Regions from separate parts of the Homo sapiens genome. Here region 2 is linked to region 1. Evidence: chromatin contacts called from ENCODE Hi-C or POLR2A ChIA-PET data. All regions are on one chromosome and are shown on one strand. Each heading gives the region's core, a stretch centred on a gene start or an enhancer-like site at or near the end of the contact. The rest is flanking DNA. Distances are from core to core; before and after follow the strand shown. Region 1 holds the start of LINC02227 (long intergenic non-protein coding RNA 2227). Region 2 has its middle 51 kb from the start of LINC02227.

The links. Hi-C counts contacts between places; a loop is a spot of excess contacts on that map. ChIA-PET counts read pairs that join two places held with the same protein, here RNA polymerase II (POLR2A). Pooled maps may share reads with other maps.
Region 2: a map of ascending aorta shows a loop between it and region 1 (1.8-fold over the local background). The contact joins the enhancer-like site here to the promoter of LINC02227 in region 1. A Hi-C loop is called at or near these places in 4 of 168 maps with a recorded cell type or tissue (CD14-positive monocyte, aorta, ascending aorta and 1 more) and 5 of 50 pooled maps. POLR2A ChIA-PET finds 5 or more read pairs at or near these places in 1 of 52 experiments (RWPE1).

Annotation. Positions count from the first base shown.
Region 1 is chr5:158,407,490-158,411,978 of GRCh38, reverse strand. LINC02227 (long intergenic non-protein coding RNA 2227) reads left to right here and starts at 2,206. Exons shown (of 7, transcript NR_109888.1): 1 at 2,206-2,333.
Region 2 is chr5:158,457,855-158,462,727 of GRCh38, reverse strand. No RefSeq gene overlaps it. Among named protein-coding and RNA genes, the nearest start is that of LINC02227, 51 kb to the right of the region's middle. Within about 2 kb of position 1,352, at least 9 of the 41 ENCODE cell types and tissues checked have a DNase peak (open chromatin) inside an H3K27ac peak, as active enhancers do; they include ascending aorta, where a contact is called at or near this core.

The DNA.
Region 1 (4,489 bases), core at 957-3,456:
AGGTCAGGCTCTTTATGCAGTTCAATGTGGCAGTATTGACATTTTAAGAGAAATACAGTTTGTACCTTTATGGAAAGAATATAGAGCATGTGAATGTTAAGTAAAAAATTACAACTGTGTGAATTCACAGTGACGTGAAAGTTCTCACCCTGCTTTATAACTTAAAGCCAGCTGAGTTTGTGTCCCTCCCTCCCCATTAGACAGTAGACATCCAGTGAGCAATGAGCCTCTTGCTTTTTATCCTCCCAGTTCATTTCATTCTTTCTCCTCCCTTATTGATGGAGTGACCCCTATGTGCCCGGCACCCTGTAAGAATAGGAAATGCACACTATGCCCCCCGGTACTCTTGCTTATGCTACCTGAGGATTCGAAGGCAGGCTTTACCTTCATAGCTCCTACAAGGTGATCATGCCTTTTCCTTCTCTTAGCAGAGTTCTAAGAATGCCCAGGACCATAAATCAATAAGTTGTCCGTGGCAAACAATCTACCAGAGCTTGGGGATAGCTGGGCAGTATTTCTCTAGGGAACGAAGGCTGGCTAAATAGCCAAAGTTTATTGAAGTGCTCCATACATTGCTTAAGACTAGAATTCACAGTCAACTGCCTGGGGTGGCTTTCACTCCATCCTTCCTTCCAAGAACCACAGAGATGTAGTAAATGAGCCACAGGAATAGGGATTTCTTCCAGGCTGGAGATATTACAACCCTTCTCTCAATATAAGAGTTGGCTTGAAAAGGCAGCATTCACTATTGAGGGGATAACTCTGAAGAGGGCTTGTGGTTATAATGGTTTTATGATTATTTTGGATCTTTGTAAAGACTCCTGTGTTTGGGTACTGATTCCACACTGGAGAGATCACACAAACATTCCTTAACATTAGTCTGTGGCTTTGTTAGACAGAATTGAAAGAGCTCTGTGTCCATTCCAGTCCCCAGTCATACCCAAAATCATCTGTCATTCACATGACTGTGGATTTTTTTTCAAAATTAGACTGTTAGTCTTCTGGGTTTTTTTTGTTTTGTTTTTGTTTTTTTTAATTACATATACAAAAACAGTCTCCAGGAAGTCTGTGCTATGTGTTGAAAACAAAGGATACTTAAGTGAGGTTGTTGTCTTCCAAAAGCCTATAGATAAGAAGGTAATATTTGCTAGTTTAAGTGCAAACATATGTACACATACATATATATATATAAAAACAAACAAATAAACAAGTTGGAAAAATATCTGCCCCTTTTATCTATCATTAATCAATGGATCAGGAAATACTGTCTGAGAAGCTATCCTTTGGGGGAAGTCTACACTATATGTTGAAAATAAAGATGTTTAAGTCAGGTCACTGTCTTCCAAAAACGTATAGATGAAGAGAATTTTCATTGAAATACACACATACATACATACATACGTAAAAATAAATATTGCATGTTCTCACTCATATGTGAGAGCTGAAAAAATTGATCTCATGGAGTTGGAGAGTAAAATGATGGTTACCAGAGACTGGGAAGAGCAGTGGGTGTGGCAGGGATTGAGGAGGAGTAAAGACCCAGTTAATGGGTATAAAAATACAGTCAGGGAGAAAGAATAAGATCTAGTGTTCAGTGGCACAAAAGGGCAACTATAGTTAATAATTTATGGTACATTTCAAAATAACTAGAAGAGTGGAATTGGAATGTTTTTAACAATATTTATGCTATATTTCAAAATAACTAGAAGAGTGGAATTGAAATATTCCTATCACAAAAATATGATAAATGTTTGAGGTGATGGATACCCCAATTACCCTGATTTGATCATTATACATTGTATACTTGTATCGAAATATCACATGCACCCCATAAATATGTACAACTATTATGTATTCATAACAATTAAAATTTTAAAAAAATTTAACAGAATTTAGCAAAAAACCCCACACAGACATACATAAAAAAACAAATTACCAGGTTGGAAAAAAAATACCAAAGATGAAAAAAGATATGCATTGAGCAAATATTTTCGAAGTATTTGTTTACTAGGCATGTTCTAGTGCCAACAGAGAGCTTTTATTTTAGGGAGATAGACAAATAATAAACAAGTAAATATTTAATTTCAGGTAATAGAAAGTTCTATAGAGAAAAAATAAAGTAGGATAAAAATGAATTATGAGAGAAGTGTGATATTTACATAGAGTGTGGTCAGGAAAGTCCCCTCTGAAAAGGTGATATGTGATATTAGGCCATGTGAAAATGTGTGTGGGAAGTAGTCATATGTCCAGATCATGCAGGACCCTGAAGATAACAGAAAGGGCTCTTCATTCTGTTATTTTCAGTAAGATGGAAGAGAATTTGGGGGTTAAAGGTGAGGACTGGCATGGCCTAAAGTGTGTTTTAATAGGATCACTGTGACTTCTGTGCTAAAAGCAGACTGCAAGGGACAGAAGCTGAAGCAGGAGGTGAGTTAGAAGTTTCCTGCAATATCCAGGTGAGAGCTGATGATGGCTTTGCCTGGGCTGGCAGTGGAAGTGATGAGAGATGGGTGAATGAATATTTTGAGGATAGAATTAACAGAAATTGCTTATTGGTTAGAAGTGAGGTGTGAGAGGAAGAGAGGAGTCAAGGAAAATACCAAGGTTTCTGCCTGAGCAATTGGGAAAATTGGTAGTTAAAATAAGGAAGACTGAATGAGGATCTAGACTGCATGGAGGTAGAGATGAAGGGAGGGGTGGTGAATGTCAGGAGCTCAGTTTTGGCACACTGAGTTTGACATGCCTATTAGACTTCCAAGTGGAAATGTTAAGTATGCAATTGAATAAACAGGTCTTGAGTTCCAGGGAGAGGTATCAAACTGGGGATACAAATTTGAGTGTATTTAAAACCTTTATACAACCTAGGGAGTGTATATAAAGAGAAAAAAAAGGTGTATATAAAGAAAAAAAGGACTGAACTAAAGAATGGCCCCAAAATTTAGAAGTCAGAGAATCAGAAAGACTCTGCAAAAGAGATTGAGAAGGAGTGGTCTGAAAGAGAAAAAGAAAACCTGGCACATACGATGCCCTGGGATTCAAGAGAAGAAATTCTCTCAAGGAAGAGAAATTTATCAACCACATCAAAAGCTATTGCTTGTGCAAATAAGGACTGAGAAATAAATTAAAAGCTAATTAAAGTAAAAAAAAAGAGGTAGAAGTATGTAGCTAAAAAGTGAATAGAGAAGATTAAATAGAATGTCTAAAAACAAACAAAAAAAAACCCCAAAAAACTGGTTTACTACAAAATAAAGTGGGAAAAAAGAGAAAAAGGCCAAAGAAGATATAGGACTTTCTTAAATAAAATATAGGACATATTTAAAACCCAAGCATATTAATAATTATATTAAATATAAACTGCTAAGTACTGCAATTAAAAGGCAGAGACAGTCGGGCGCGGTGGCTCACACCTGTAATACCAGCACTTTGGGAGGCCGAGGCAGGCAGATCACGAGGTCAGGAGATCGAGACCATCCTGGCTTACATGGTGAAACCCCGTATCCACTAAAAATACAAAAAATTAGCCAGGCGCGGTGGCAGGCGCCTGTAGTCCCAGCTACTCAGGAGGCTGAGGCAGGAGAATGGCGTGAACCTGGGAGGCAGAGTTTGCAGTGAGCCGAGATTGTGCCACTGCACTCCAGCCTGGGCGATACAGCAAGACTCAGTCTCAAAAAAAAAAAAAAAAAAAAAAAAAAAAAAAAAAAAAGGCAGAGCTTGCTAGACTAATTAAAAGTAGCAAAATTCATACATATGGTGTCTACAAGAAAAAAACATTTTAAATATAATGACATAGGTTACAAGTAAAAGGATGAAAAAGGTATACCATAAAAATACTATTATATAAGAAAACTGGAGTGAGTATATTCACATCAGATAAAGTAGACTTCAGAACAAAGAGCATTGCCAGAGGAAAAAAAAAAGGATATTTCATAATGATAAGGTTAACTTGTTAAGATAATGTTATAACCACAATGCAAAACCATATGTTCCCACTGGAATGGTTAAAATTTAAAAGACTGACAGCATCAAATACTTTTAAGAATGTAAAACAACTAGTATTCTCATACATTGCCAATAGGAGTGTAAAATGGTATAGCCAGTTTAGAAATCAGTCTACTAGTTTTTCATAGTTAAATTTACATCTACTTATGACCCAGCAATTTATTCATATGTATAGAGCCAAGAGAAATGAAAACATATGCTTTTAAAAGATGTGGATAAGAATGTTTATAGCAGCTTTGCTCAAAATAGCACCAACTTGAGACAACCCAAATTTCCAGACAGGAGAATGGAAAAAAATATGATATAATTATAAAATAGAGTACTACTCAGCAATTCAAAGGAATGAATCACTGTTACGCATAGCAACATGAATGACTCTCCAAGCTATTTTTTTTTAGCAAAAGAATTCAGATACCACAAAAAAATGCGGTTTTTGCAATTACTTTTAATTTAAACTTTTAAACCATAATTATGAAGTCCTGGGACAAGC
Region 2 (4,873 bases), core at 103-2,602, 52 kb before region 1:
ACTGCCCAAGGATACTGAGAGCAGAGGCATGGGGTGTGCTCTGTGGTCAGTGAGCAGGGGAGCAGACTCCTGTCTTTCGATGCACCAGCAGGAATTTTCCTCAATGTAAGCCAGGCTGCAGGAAGAGTTTTTCTGATTTGCAATCTCAATACTACTCCATGTCCCCCGGGTCTTGTAGAAGAACAGCAGCCCAGCTGCAGGCTCATGCATGCCCCAGGCCTGTCAATGGGTTTCCTCGGCTCTGAATCCTGCTTTGAGCTCCAAAAGTGGAGCTAAGGATGTGGAAGCCACGCTCTTGAATTGTTCAGGCCATGTCAGTGAAGACCAAGAAATGAAAGAGAAGATGGGACCTGAGAATGCCAATTCCACTAACAGCTTCTCGGTGGCAGTGGAGGTGATTAGGAAATGGGTAGGTACCCATTAGTACAGTTCACACAGGAAACAGGACTGAACAAAAGAGTCCAGTAGAGGGTTTTATATGGTTGAAGCCATTTTTTCATAGAGTTTATTGATCACCTTCAGCCTTTGCAGATTTAATTCCCATGTCCATAGACCTTCATTAATTTTCTGTTTGGGGGCATTAGGGTAACAAGCACATGTCTTTCCATGTAGCCATTCACACTTAACTCGAAAGAAAGGGGGATTCTGAGAAACAACCCATTTGGGTAATGGGTTGCAGTCTCTAGCCTCTATTTATCCGTTTCATTCTTTATTAAAATGACAAGTTGTGGGTAGAAAATCAAGTTATCTGAGGTCTTTGGGGAAAGTAGACAACTTGGGTCATAAGGAAAGACATACAAGAAAAGTAAAGCCAGCAAATAGTAGTTCTCTGGACCACATGGAGAAAAAGCACAAAATGGGAAAGAGAGAGAGAGAAAGTTTGGACCCTGCACAATGTCCAAACTTTGGTCACTGCCAAAGTTTGCAAAATATCATTTCATTTAGAAAAGCTATGATTTAATAGCAAAGGAGGACATTTTGTTGGAACGCCTAGTGTAACAAACACTTTTCTCTCCACTTAACAGCACTCTCCTGGCTTCATCTCATGGAGAAAATAATAATTTGGATGTTTTGAATTATAACAGTAATACTAAAGGCACTCTGGGCCCACCCAAATTCCCAGTGTTGAACGTGGTGTTAGGGCTCAGTAAGAATGTAGGAATATTACAGCAAGCAACTGTTGGTTTTAGGACATGGTTCAGGGTTCAGTGCAGTCAGAGGGAGTAAACAGAGCTTTCTGTAGAGCTGCAACCCTGGCTGTGTACCTTTTGCCAGGTCAAGGCCAATACAGGGCTCTGTCAGCTGAGAAGAGTCCCAGGGCTTTGGACCATGAACAAGTTCCAGAGAGAAGAACGTGAGCCTGAGCATCTGGAGGTCTTGGATCTGCTCCTAGCTCTGCCACTAATGAGCCCCGTGACCTTGGGTAAAGTTTCTGTCCTCTCTGGGCCTCCCTCCTCCATCAGTACAGTCTTTGACATTTAGAGCTGCAGAAACCCTGACAAATCATCTGGGGCTATATTTCCCAAAATGTGTTCATTCCCATTCTGCCTGGCTTGTCCACGTTCTTAATTTTAAAAGAAACCAGTATCAGTTACAAAATTTAGAGGGCAACTATTAACTATAAAAATGAATTTATTCAAAACAAAACCATATTGTTACATTCTAAACAGATAAATGTTGCTTGCCTAGGAAGACAATAGCAACAAAAACAAAAATAATAATAGGAAATACTTACTGAGACTTTAATATGTGCCAGATACTGTTCTGAAAGCTTTATAGATAATATTTCATTTAATTGACACCAGTCTATCAACTAGTCTCTATTGTTGTCCCCATTTTGCAGATGAGAGAACTGAGGAACAGGAAAATAAACTTGAGATATTCCCCCTCTTTGTTAAAAAGGCTATTCATGTGCATAGTGGCATGAACCTAAGACTTTTTTCTTTGTTGCAATTAGAAGGATTAAAAGAGAATTTTTAAAAGAATGACTTTTTCATTTTAAGATTCAGTCTTATTTGACGCCACAAGTTTGCGCAGTCACCTAAAATCACCCTGGATAGGTAATGGCTATCTAGAATGATGGTAGAGGATGATCCGGTCATGGAGTAATTTGAGAGGTGGAAGGTGTACTACCATAGGCTTTGTGGTGTTGAGCCCATTACTTCCTTTGCTAGTGTTGTCCCTTTTTTCTTTTGTCTGTGTGAATAATTCCTACTAGTATTTCAAGCTTCACCTCATCATGAACCATTTCCGACCTCCTGTCCATCTCCGGGGCCACATGTCTCCCCCTTGCTGGTGCACCCCACTGTATCCTATACACATTGCAATTGTAAACGTTACATTATATATAAGGACCTCTAACTTTGAGTCCAACTTTGACATAGAAAGCAAAGCCTATTCTAAGTAAGTCCACTAATCTATACAAATTCCAAACCTAATATGAAATAAGTGACCAGAAAAAAATAATTGTGCAAGTATTTACAACATAAAACACTGAACACAAATGCTATACTCTAAAAGTTGTTTCTGGGAATTGTTTCATCATGGATTAGACTGAATGAGGCTTCTTAAAACAAGAATCCAATGAGCTTGGGTAGGATTTTTTTTTTTTTTTTTTTTTTTTGAGATGGGAGTCTTGCTCTGTCACCCAGCCTGGAGTGCAGTGGCGCAATCTTGGCTCACTGCAAGCTCCACCTCAGCCTCCTGAGTAGCTGGGACTACAGGTGCCCGCCACCACGCCCGGCTAATTTTTTTGTATTTTTTAGTGGAGATGGGGTTTCACCCTGTTAGCCAGGATGGTCTCGATCTCCTGACCTCATGATTTGCCTGCCTTGGCCTCCCAAAGTGCTGGGATTACAGGCATGAGCCACTGCGCCCAGCCTTCTTTCTTTTCCAAGTGAATTTCCCTGGAGGAAGTATAGGTGCTTTTCTTTGCTGTCATAACTGACATGGTATTCACACTAGGGTCATCAGTCTTGGAAACTCCCTAAGTTTCAGCATGCATTAATGCCTTTGAAAGTGTCAGGGACAAACAGCTTCTTGGTGGCATGGCCCTACACTTAGACTTCTTTGGCTAATGCTTCTGCTTCCATTTCCTCCTCTTTCTCCACATCTTCAATGTTCTCTTGCTCTCCCATTTGTACCAGAGTCTGCTGAATTGCAGGTAATCCCTGACCACTGTTGAATTGCAGGTGATCCCTGACTGTCAAAAGGATATGTCTTCCATAGCCATTGGACCACTCAAAACACAAGCTTTGGTTGACCCTGACGGGTATATGATACTTAAGGTAAAAAGAACCATGAAGGCAGAGCTCACAAATTAAGTCATTGTCAAGTCCAGGATCACTTGTCATTTGTTTCATATCTGTCTTCCTGACTTGATAAGAAGTTGTTTGAAAGCAAGGAGTGTGTCACATTATTTTGTGTATCCCAATGTTTTTTGAGCATTATAGACAAACAGATTGACAAAGTTACTAAAGTAATTGATTAGTAGCTCCATTAATGTAGTTTGACATTTTACCAAGTACTAACATCCATAATTGTTTAACCTCTACCTAAATATTTAGAGAGAGAAAGAGAAAGAAACAGAAGGCTACTTAATGAGGTTTTCCAATCCATTTTGGATCAGTCTAGTCTTTAGAAAGTTTTTCTTTATATTAAATTAAAAGTCTCCCTGTGACTTCTAACAACCATTTCTACTTCCATCCTATAAAGGGGCACGGCAAGAGTCGATTCCTCTTCAACAGAAAAGCTTTTGTTGTTAGAAGATAATGTTCATTTTCAGCCCTTTTTTCCTTTTAAACAGCACATCACCCATTCCCTCTTCAAATCTTATGGTTCCCAGATCTCTTGCCATCCTGGTGGAAGTCAAAATAATCCAGGCTCTAGACACAATCTACAGCTTTCAAATCCAGGCTCCACACCAATCTCTGAGCCTCGGTGTCCTCATCTGTACAATATGTATTATTATAATAATAATTCCTCACATGTCTAGTGTGGGGACTAAATCAGAGGATACACATAACCTGCAGGATACAGTGATAAGCACGTAATATGCTCTCAAAAACGTTGGATATTAATACCCCAGGTGGCAAGTAATCAGAAGAGCCAGCCCCTGGGAAACCCACAGCTCCCTCAGAACAGAATCATTTCTACTAATAAAACCTCACTGGGTTCAGTTTTAGAGCAGCCACATCCCCTGATGGCTCATCTTGGGCTTGTGGTAAATCAAAATCTTCAGGTCTTTTCTTATTTTTTTACATAAACTGCTGTCAAGGCTGCTCTTCTACATCTTATACTTCGAAAATCAATTTTCTGAAACTAAAAGCAGAACCATATATCATCCTTATTAGATTTTCTGCAGATAGTTTGGCCTATCATCCTAACATGTCAAGATAAGTTTAAGTCTTGATTCTGTCATCTGACCTATCAGCCACCCCTGCCAACCTTGTGCCATCTCCAGATGTGATAATTACCTCTTTTCTCTTCACCGAGGTCACTGATAAAATTCTAAGCAAGTTCAAGGCCAAGGACAGAGCCCTGTGGCAGTATTAACATTCTTTGGGCAGCATGCCAACACTCTCATTTTATGGATGAGAAGACAAAGATTCAGAAGGGCTAAATGATTTGCCCATCATCATATAATACAGCAGGCTGTTTCCCAAAGTGTGTACCTAGGAACAATAATCCCTTTAGAGATTTTCCATAACAAAGCATATCCATGGCCAAATAAGTTTGGGAAACCATGCATACTGTTTCCTTCTTTGGGGATTTGCCAATGCCAAGTAGCACATTAAAGATTTTGTGAAGTCCTACAGTCGTAATCCATTCAACGTGTTTAGCTCAGTACTTCTCAAACATGTTTGAAAACAGA